2 separate regions of the Mus musculus genome follow, and region 2 is linked to region 1. The links are chromatin loops, found by intact Hi-C in ENCODE. Cell type or tissue: heart. All regions are shown on one strand. Each heading gives the region's core, and the rest is flanking DNA. Links, peaks and the distances in the headings are about the cores only.

Region 1 (4,686 bases), core at 176-2,675:
AATTTGTCTTTCCGAAAACTCAAAAAAGAAAAAAAAAACAGTTAATTTTAAAGACAAACTACTGAACCGTGACACCAAAAAGGCTCCCGAAACCAAGCGCTCTTCCAGTACGGTAGCTGTATTCCGCAACTTCCGGCCCTGGAGAGCATTGTAGCCGTAAAGCAAAACTAACTTCCGCCAGCGGAGCCGCAACGCTTCTTTTTACGACTCGCGACCAGAAAGCAACAAACAGTCCGTCAGAGAAGGAAGGGGTAAAAGGTGGAGCATGAAGGATATATTTGCATAACTAAGCGTTCGCTCATTAAGTTTGTTCCTGATTTCATCTGCTAGGCTAGAAACAAGAGAATTCTCGCAAAATCCTAGTAACAGTTTGAAATTGTACTAGATTTTGTGTGCAAAAGCTAAATAGAGCGGCAGCATATTAGTCACCCTCTTTGAAAAACTGGTGAGACTTACTCGATACTTCGCAAGCTAACAGTAAGGCCGATCCTTTCTGGTTCATAAAGCGTGATGATTGGGTGTTCACGCCATTGCGTGACATGTGCCGCCCATAAACCTTGTTACGACGTGGGCACATTACCCGTCTGACATGAACTTAGGAGGATCCTCCACTTCTGGTTCTTGTGTAGATTAGAGTTATGCCCTGTTTTTTACTTCTTGGTTCAGTCAGGTAGGATTACTGGTTAGGTAGTGGAAAGTGTCCAGGGTACCTGGGACTAATACATTATTACTAAAGTACATTCCATTCCTAAGAGAAACTGAAAGTGACAGAGTTATGCTTCTTACAAGTCGCTCTGGTACAATTCACTTCTTTCTAAGAAAAATTGTTTTATTAAGTTATTACTCTGATGTGTATAAATGCTTTGTTCACATGCGTATATGTGTACCTGGTGCCCCCCCTGGTCCCCGCGGAAGCCAGAAAACAGTGTCCAGTTCTCTGAACTTGAATTTCTGGAGTTTGTTAGCCATGGCATGTTCTTAACTGAACCATCTTTCCACTCCAAGACATGCTCTTCTTAGTGTTACACTATTTGCCACTACACTACCAGTGATGCCTGTGTGGCTTTTTTTCCCCCCTTCACTTCTCTGTGTGACCTCTTGCAAACGGCAATAGCTCAGATCTCTATGTCTTAATTTCTGTATTGGGGAAACAAATGTAGATAATTACTGGTCCCCATCTCTTAGGACTGTTGGGACAATTTTTAATGTACATAAATGCCGGGAACAATATCTGATCAGCATAAAGTTCATAGAGGTGTTAGTTCCCATTGTTATGCAACAGCACCAACATTAATTTACATTTCTTCTTTCCAAGAAAATCTGGTGATTAGAATTCTAACTCGGAACCTCTTTCTTCTGGCTTTTCCCACTCTGACCAATTGGTGGCACTCTGATCAATCACTGCTAACCACTTCCAAGAGAAACCTTCCCTTAACAAAAGCAGCTTGAGGCCAGTCAATAAGAGGTTATTGTGTCTGTACTGTGTGGGACGTTTCTTTTCTGTAGCATGTGCCCTTTGTGTCCAGTGGATCCAGACGCCTTTCAGACTTGAGGAGTGCTCTGTATTGTTGAGATCTCTCGCTGGGTTTCCCAAAGCCCGAGCCAGCCATGCCTTTACTTCTATCTAGTGCCTGGCACAATTTAGTCAAGGCAACAAATGTATCCTGAATGCCCATGTCCACGCACAGAGGACAGGCTGGATTGACCACCCACACAATGCAGCTACATGGAGCTGCGTCCACACAATGCAGCTTGGTGCAGCTGCAGTGAGGGAGAAAAAGCAGTCTCTGTGTAACACCATGGAACTCTGGGAATATAGATAGGTGGAAGGAGCAGAGGGGAGGAAGGGTAGATAGATGCTCTCTTGTAAGAAAGAAGGAAAGATAGAGAGTAAGATATATGCATTTCCTTGTGTGTTAAAGTAGAAATGGAAGGTAAATAACATGTATAAACAATTATGTGTCAGGAAATAACAGAATGAAGGAATAGAAGCAAGATCTCTCTATGTGTACTTTTATCGCTTTAACTCGGAAATCATGTGAAACCCTTACATAATTATTTTTAAGAGAAAATCAGGTGTGGTAGCGCATGACTATAATACCAACTTGAAGGAGGCTAAAGCAGGAAGATCCAGGCCAGCCTGGGCTAAACAGTAACATGGCTCAGTTGGGAGTGTGTTTGCACAGGCAATGGACTAGAACCTCCAGCAGGACAGGAGACTGGGGATAGGGTATGTGCCTGTACACCTAGCACTGGTGAGGTCAAGGCAGCAGGGTCAGAAGTACAAGGCTAGTCGGGTCACATGAGACTCAAAATAAATAAAGAATGAATAAGTGAATGAATTGTCAAGTCGCATTCCCTAGAGTGGCACTGAAAATGCTTGGCCAAGGATTTGGGGAGACGGTACGCAATGCCGCCCCGCATGAGGCGGTGCAGCTGCTGCAGGACAGTCTGACAGTTTCTCTGCAAAGTAAACAGGGTCAACACAGAGCTGAACCAGATTTAACAACTGTCTTCATTGATGTATAGCCAAGAGGACTAAATTCTTGTACCAGTACGAAAACTTGAACATGGATGTTCACAGCCACAATCTTCTTAGGCAGTGGGATCAGTTCACAGAAAAAGAGATAAATGCTATCTGTAGCTTACATTACCCTAATGACCATATCAAAGGGGGTCCCTGAGGTGGGCCTGTTGGGAGATACCAAAACTGTGAGCTATGCAGGTTTTGCCTACCAGTCATGCATTACCGAGACAAATACTTGAGACTATTCCTAAAAAGAGGGAAAGATTAGTTTGGCTTGTGGTCTCAGGTGTTCCCTGTCTTTGTGCTGGTGGTAACACAGTAGATCACGGTGGGGGAAAAGAAACAGAAAATGCTGCATCTGGGAAGAAAGTCAAAGACAGACAGACAGACAAACAGACAGACAAACACACACACACACACGGGGAGGGGGCAGAGTGAGAGGAACAGGGGATTTGACTAGGACCAGATTTCTAGTGTCTCCTTTGAACACAGCCCTCTGTTGATGTAAATCCTTTACTTTTGGCCTTACTTCTAAAGCTTCTACCATGTTGTTGTGGTGCCACAAGTAGAGTCTAAGCCTTTAACATATGGGCCTTTGGGGTTAGAGTTCATATCCAAACAAGCCTATGACGTAAGTGACCATACTGCTGTGGAATCCTTGGATGATGGGCCACAGGCCCAATGTTCTAGAAGCTGTGAAGCAAACCCCTTTTCTTCATCAGTTAACTACCCAGATATCTTGTTATGATAACAAAAGCTAGCACAGTGAAGGAAGGGTGAAAGAAACACACGATGGGAGTTTACTTAGATATAATTAATGAAAGATCTTGGTTTCTTCCATGCTGTTTGGTGAGAGTGCTTGGTGCTGGGAATTGAATGTGTGCTGAGTTTACCCATGCTGAGCACATACTGAACAACACCCTCAGCTATAAGTGACATTCTGATGCATATGACACAATGGAAGAACCTTCAAGGCAAAATAAATAAACCAGTGACAAAGGCACATGCTATATGATTCTACTGACACGAAATACCCAGAATATGCATACCAATCAAGGCATGACATGGACCAGTGGTTGCTAGGAGATGGGAGAAGGAAACGGAGGATGGCTGATAATTAAGGAGTTTTCTTTCAGGATGCTAAAAAAGTTGTGGATGTGATAGTGATTGCCCAATCCTGCAAAAAATTTAGTGAATATGGAATGGAATATGATGGTTTGTATATTAAATTTTAGTTTAAAAGTGGTAATGGACCATTGAGACATCTTCTTAGGTGTGGAACATGATGGAACCCCCCGTAACAGTGGGAAGAGAATCAAGTAGTTACAGGTAACAGTATGAGCCTGGACCACAAGGTAAATAAGTAGCTTCCAGCTCATACAGCAAGAACCCAAGATGAAGCTCCTCGGTGGAACATTCTCCGACCCTTTCTTTTTTCAGAGATGTGGTGCTAAATCAAGTAACCTTGCTAAACGGTGCTTGAACAATGCCCAAGGTAATAAGGGGCCTCGTGTATAAGACAGTACTTTAAGAATATATCAGGGCTGGGTTTGTGCAGATTCATGCACAGGTCAACACTACAACCCAGACTTACAGCATAGGTGGACCTAGAGGGAAGAGTGGATAGTGTCAATAAAGGGAAGGAGGACTGAGAAGAAGATGGAGACAAACAAGCCAGGAAAAGTATGAACTCACGTCTTACAAGTCACATATATGACTGTACTGGCTAATTTTGTGTCAACTTGACAGAAGTTGGAGTTATCACAGAGAAAGGAGCTTTAGTTGGGGAAATGCCTCCATGAGATCCAGCTGTGGGGCATTTTCTCAATTAGTGATCAAGTGGGGAGGGCCCCTTGTGAGTGGTACCATCTCTGGGCTGGTAGTCTTGGGTTCTATAAGAGAGCAGGCTGAGCAAGCCAGGGGAAGCAAGCCAATAAAGAACATCCCTCCATGGCCTCTGCATCAGCTCCTGCTTCCTGACCTGTTTGAGTTCCAGTCCTGACTTCCTTTGGTGATGAACAGCAATGTGGAAGAATAAGCTGAATAAACCCTTTCCGCCCCAAGTGCTTCTTGGTCATGATGTTTGTGCAGGAATAGAAACCCTGACTAAGACAATGACATACTTACATATCTATCCAAAATATGTATGAGTGCCAGCT
Region 2 (4,686 bases), core at 940-3,439, 120 kb after region 1:
TGAACAAGAAACCAGCTTCGTCGGAGTGAAACCTTTGCTTTACTGGGACAATAGATGCTGGTCAGGTGGAGCTAGGAAATGAGCAGTAATTAAGAAGAGACCAGGTTCACTGTGGTGAAGTCTCCTGGGAAGTGGTTCCTTGCAGTCAGCAGACAGGAACTGTGTTCCAGCGGTTGTTGTAAAGGCCGAACCTTGCGCAGGCCACTGAACTTGGTAGCGTGTAAGAGTCGCCTAGGAGGTATGGTGGTACTGGTTCTGAAGGGATGGAGGTGTCGTGGAAAGTTCGTAGGCCTCTGTATCAGCTCCTGTGTCCAGGTTCCTGTCCTGACTTCCCCCAATGATGGACTAGGATGTGGGAGTGTAAGCCAAATAGACCCTTCCCTCCCCACCTTGCTTTTGGTCATAGTGTTTCACTACAGCCATAGTAACCCTAACAAAGACAAACAGTGAGCCGAACAAACCCTTCCTTCCTTAAGTTGCTTTTATCATATATTTTGACAAATCAAGGAAAAAAGTAACTAATATACCACGTAAGTGGATAAGAGAGAGAAATTGTTAGTAACAAGGTAAGTTTAGTGAAACAAACAGTGAATTTAGCTAGCTATAAGAGGAACCTACTATAACAATGCACAGCGCTTTTAGGATAATAGATCTATTTATCCAAACAGGGCAGCACCGATTTGTCAAGGCAATTGATTTTTCTTTTTTAAATCCTTTGCCTCAGAGGGATGCGATTCCACTTTTGTACAGCAGGTGGCGCTGTGAGCACCGGAATCCTGCTCAGCCACGGTTGGCTGCGTCTGCGTGGTGAATGCCAAGGCAGACAAGCTTGTTTGTATTACAGGAGTCTGTTGCTTTTCAGAATTTCATTAAGGAGAGAAAGGCTATTCTTATTGCAATTACAATCAGTTTACATTTCCAATGTGCCTCTAGTACCGGCAAAGACCGCAGCACTGTCGAAAGTGCCTGAGTGGCTTTTTCGGAAAACCGAAGCAGGGATTTGCTGAGTTCTTGCCTGCAGTGAAATAAATCTTTTAATTGTATTTACAGATGAAGATTCGTAGTAAATCTTGGCGAGAGACGCTCTGGAAATATTTGTTATGTTGGCCGTATCTGCACTGTTTTTTTTTTTTTTTAAAGATGAAGTTATTATGTTTTTAGATGAAGTTATTATTTTTTGTATTTTATTGTCTCTGTTCTTTCATATCTGTTGAAAATGACTTATTAGCCGGGCAGTGGTGGCGCACGCCTTTAATCCCAGCACTTGGGAGCCAGAGGCAGTCTGATTTCTGGGTTGGAGGCCCGCCTGGTGTACAAAGTGAGTTCCAGGACATCCAGGGCTATACAGAGAAAGCCTGTCTCGGGGGGGGGGGGGGGGGAAGAAAGAAAGAAAAATGACTTAGTAGATGATCAATATTTGGTAAAAAAAATTTTTTTTAACCATGTTCTTAGATTGGCACAGAGCATATAAATCCTTGAATTCTGAGGTCTGTGAGAGTAGCCTTTGGATCTTAATTTTCTTAACTGGTCTTCATCCTGATAGAAAATTTGGTGAAATAAAGACATTGAGTTCTTCCCACAGCCAGCCGTTTTGGCGAGATGGGAATTGTACTCCTCGGAGTGTTCTAGAAAAAGCTGATTCAAAGCAACCTTCATATATTTGAAATGTCTTATTTTCTCATTATGCAAATTGTGCGTGATTCCACTTATGGGGGGGTCTCCCGAGTAGTCAAATTCATAGAAAACAGAGAGCAGAATGGTGACCAGCAGGGCTTAGGGGAACAGGGAGTGAGTGGGAAGCTGTTTACAGAGTAGGGTTTCTGTTTTGCTTGCTCGAGAGATTCTGGAGTGTTGTCTGTGTGCACCGAGAAGCGATTGGGATGGCACAGCCTTTTGATAGCGTCCTTGGCGTAATTGCAAATTTAAAACAGAGGGTTTGGACAGTGGTGGTCGGTGGCCTACGGTTAGCATCCTGAGGGCTCAGGCTGGCTCACTTGCAGCAGTTCAATGCAGTGGCCGTCGGCTACAGTACACCATGCATGCCAGTGGATGAGAGTCAGGTCCCGCAACTACTGTGTAGGTCTGAGGTCTTCCGGGGGGGGGGGGGGAGGGTGCAGGCTCTGCCTTTGCAGCTGAGATGTAGTGTCAACTTCCCTCACACCCGGAAGCCTCTGTTTGGGTTCCTTCCACCCAGCTCTGCAGGGAACACCTTTTTCTATAGATGTAAAAGGAGTGAGTAGCCCGGAGGACCCAAACCAGAATCCTGCATCAGCTTGTCCTGCCCTTTCCACCCGTTCAGGCTTCTTGTCCTTCTTAGCTTGGCCTTTTTGCGCCTCCTGCTGGCCCCGGAAGGACCTGAGCTTGGTGTCCTCTATCGCAGAGGAAGACCTGTGCCAGCCTCCTCACCCCCCCGCCCCCGCCCCCCACGCTGTTCCCTTGTTCATTTCCCTACTTGCGCTGAAGCTGTAGTTACTCTGGTGAAACAGTAGGTGGCGGTGTGGCAGACGATGCCTCTGCTCTGTGCTGCACAGCCTGCCTTTGTCTCCAAGCCTGCTACCAGAGAACATGTCAGAATGGCCAGTTTGAGTCAAATTCTGATCATCACCTCAAAAAAATTCCCCAAACAAAATAAGAAAACACTCCCCCCAAACAACAAAAACCCTCACACCCCTACTTGTTCCCCCACTCCCAACAAATAACTAAGAAAGAAACTTGGCCAAGAGAAACAAAGACACATTCATTATGTGACTCAAACGGGTAGTAAGTACCGTGTGTAGTTAAGTAAGATTTTATGGAGACTCTTAGCACACTTAAATCATATTTGTTGATCCAGCATGCAAAGTGATATGTTTGCTTATATTTTCTATTATGTTCCTAACAACTATGTGTGAGTGTATGTGTGTGTTTGTGTAGTTGAGGATATGTATGTATTTATTTATGTATGTGTGTGTGGTGAGTGGATGTGGTGTATGTGTGTATTGAAATAGCAAAGCCTTTAAGAAGGAGAATTTTGATAGGCAGTGTTTATTCTATTATTTTCTGTTTTGGTTTCTGAGGTCTTACTACATCCTTTAGGCCACTCTGAAGTTCACTGTGTGGCCCAGGTGGTCCTCACACTCATGATCCTCCTTCCCTTATTTCCTGTTTGCTAAGATACGAACCTGCGTTGCCATACCCAGTAGCAGATTTTAAATACCAGGAAAACAATTAATACAGGAAAAATGCCCTCTCCTCTCCTAGTTGGTAAAAGGTTACAGTAATATGGAACTGTAGGAAGAGTCTTGGCTTTTGAAAATAAAGGACTTGGATTTAAGTAATTACTATGTTCCAAGACCTCACGAGAGCCACCCCACATCTCAAAGGCCTGGCCAGCTTCCTCACTTATGAGTATGACAGTCCTCCTTGTTTCTCCCAGAGTTGTTGGGTGGACTGGGCAAGTTGATGGCTGTGGTGGTCTGAATAAGAATGGGCCCCATAAGTGCATATATTTGAATGCTCATATATTTGGAAGAAATGTGAGTGTGGGGGGAGGGGGGAGGAGGTTGTGGGGAGTGGATTTTGTGATTTCAAAAGCTCACACCATGTCCAGTGTCAATTCTCTCTCTGCCTGTGGACCAGGATGTAACTCTCAGTTAGTGCTCCATGTTGCCTGTGCCCTGGACAGCCCTCCACCCAACTCTACCTGCCCTTGGTGTTTGGGGATGAGTTGGCACAGAGTCAACGACACAGACTCTGGGAATAGGTGAGAAACCTGCAGCAAGCTCATCTGAGCACTGCTCCTCCCCCCCACACTCACATTTCTTCCAAATATATTAGCATTCCAAATATATGCGCTTATGGGGCCCATTCTTATTCAGACCACCATAGTCATCAACTCGCCCAGTCTACCCAACAACTCTGGGAGAAACAAGGAGGACTGTCATACTTATAAGTGAGCACTGCAAGCTCCTTTAATACCCTCCACCCACACCCCCATTGGTCCCAAGAAAATATCTATGCTAAACAGCAGTTCCTGATTGACTGGCATTGTCTGCACCAGCAATCCTTGTTCTCTCAGGCAGTCCTCAGTTGGGTTCTTCAGCAGGAGATGTTTTTGTGGCTGGGTGGCTGGCCCCCAGTGTTTGCATAGAGGCGGGCCCTGCTGTTCCTGCTACACTCTGGTGTGTGCTTGCTGCCAAGCATGATAATGGACTAAACCTCTGAAACTGTAAGCAAGCCCCCAATTAAATGTTTTCTTTTGTAAGAGATGTCTTGGTCATGGTGTCTCTTCCCAGCAGTCGAGCTATTGCTAAGACAATAATGAACTAGTGCTATGACAATGGCAAGCTAACACTTAGGGATGCTAATGTCCTCATTATAAAATCTGATCAGAAGTATTAATACTTGACATCTAACACATTAAACAAAATGAGTTGCGAGAGGACAGAAAGTAGAGCCACAAGCAGGAAATGAGTCAGAGAGGACAGTAGTGTTTACCCATATCCGAGCTACTCTGTTTTTTAACTCTCACATACAAACGAACCCAAATTGGCATCAAGGGGTAAGCCCTTATTATGAGCTTGGAGGTTTTTCAGTTGAGAGCCTAACCTTTAACAGCTGAGCCTTTGCTCCAGCCCAAACTTGGACTGTTTGAAGAGTCAAGTGTCTTCTCTCTTTCCTATTTCAGTTCCCCTACTACCCAGACTT

The links. A loop is a pair of places that touch in the nucleus more often than their neighbours do. Peaks named below come from ENCODE experiments on the same cell type or tissue, not always from the same donor. Only the 100,000 strongest peaks of a DNase experiment are listed, where the experiment ranks them.
Region 2: it touches region 1 in a loop (2.4-fold over the local background); 1 of 42 quality-filtered maps calls a loop at or near these places.

Annotation. Positions count from the first base shown.
Region 1 is chr8:31,145,768-31,150,453 of GRCm38, reverse strand. It overlaps Snord13 (small nucleolar RNA, C/D box 13), which reads left to right and starts at 496; the gene lies at 496-593. It overlaps Tti2 (TELO2 interacting protein 2), which reads right to left and starts at 138. Exons shown (of 7, transcript NM_144927.3): 1 at 1-138. In heart, for the core only: a CTCF peak has its summit at 1,379 (motif pointing right); DNase peaks (open chromatin) are centred at 183 and 533; H3K4me3 peaks cover 1,254 bases; H3K27ac peaks cover 1,109 bases.
Region 2 is chr8:31,029,610-31,034,295 of GRCm38, reverse strand. No RefSeq gene overlaps it. Among named protein-coding and RNA genes, the nearest start is that of Gm32841, 22 kb to the right of the region's middle. In heart, for the core only: CTCF peaks have their summits at 2,289 (motif pointing left) and 2,500 (motif pointing right); a DNase peak (open chromatin) is centred at 2,335; H3K4me3 peaks cover 1,383 bases; H3K27ac peaks cover 901 bases.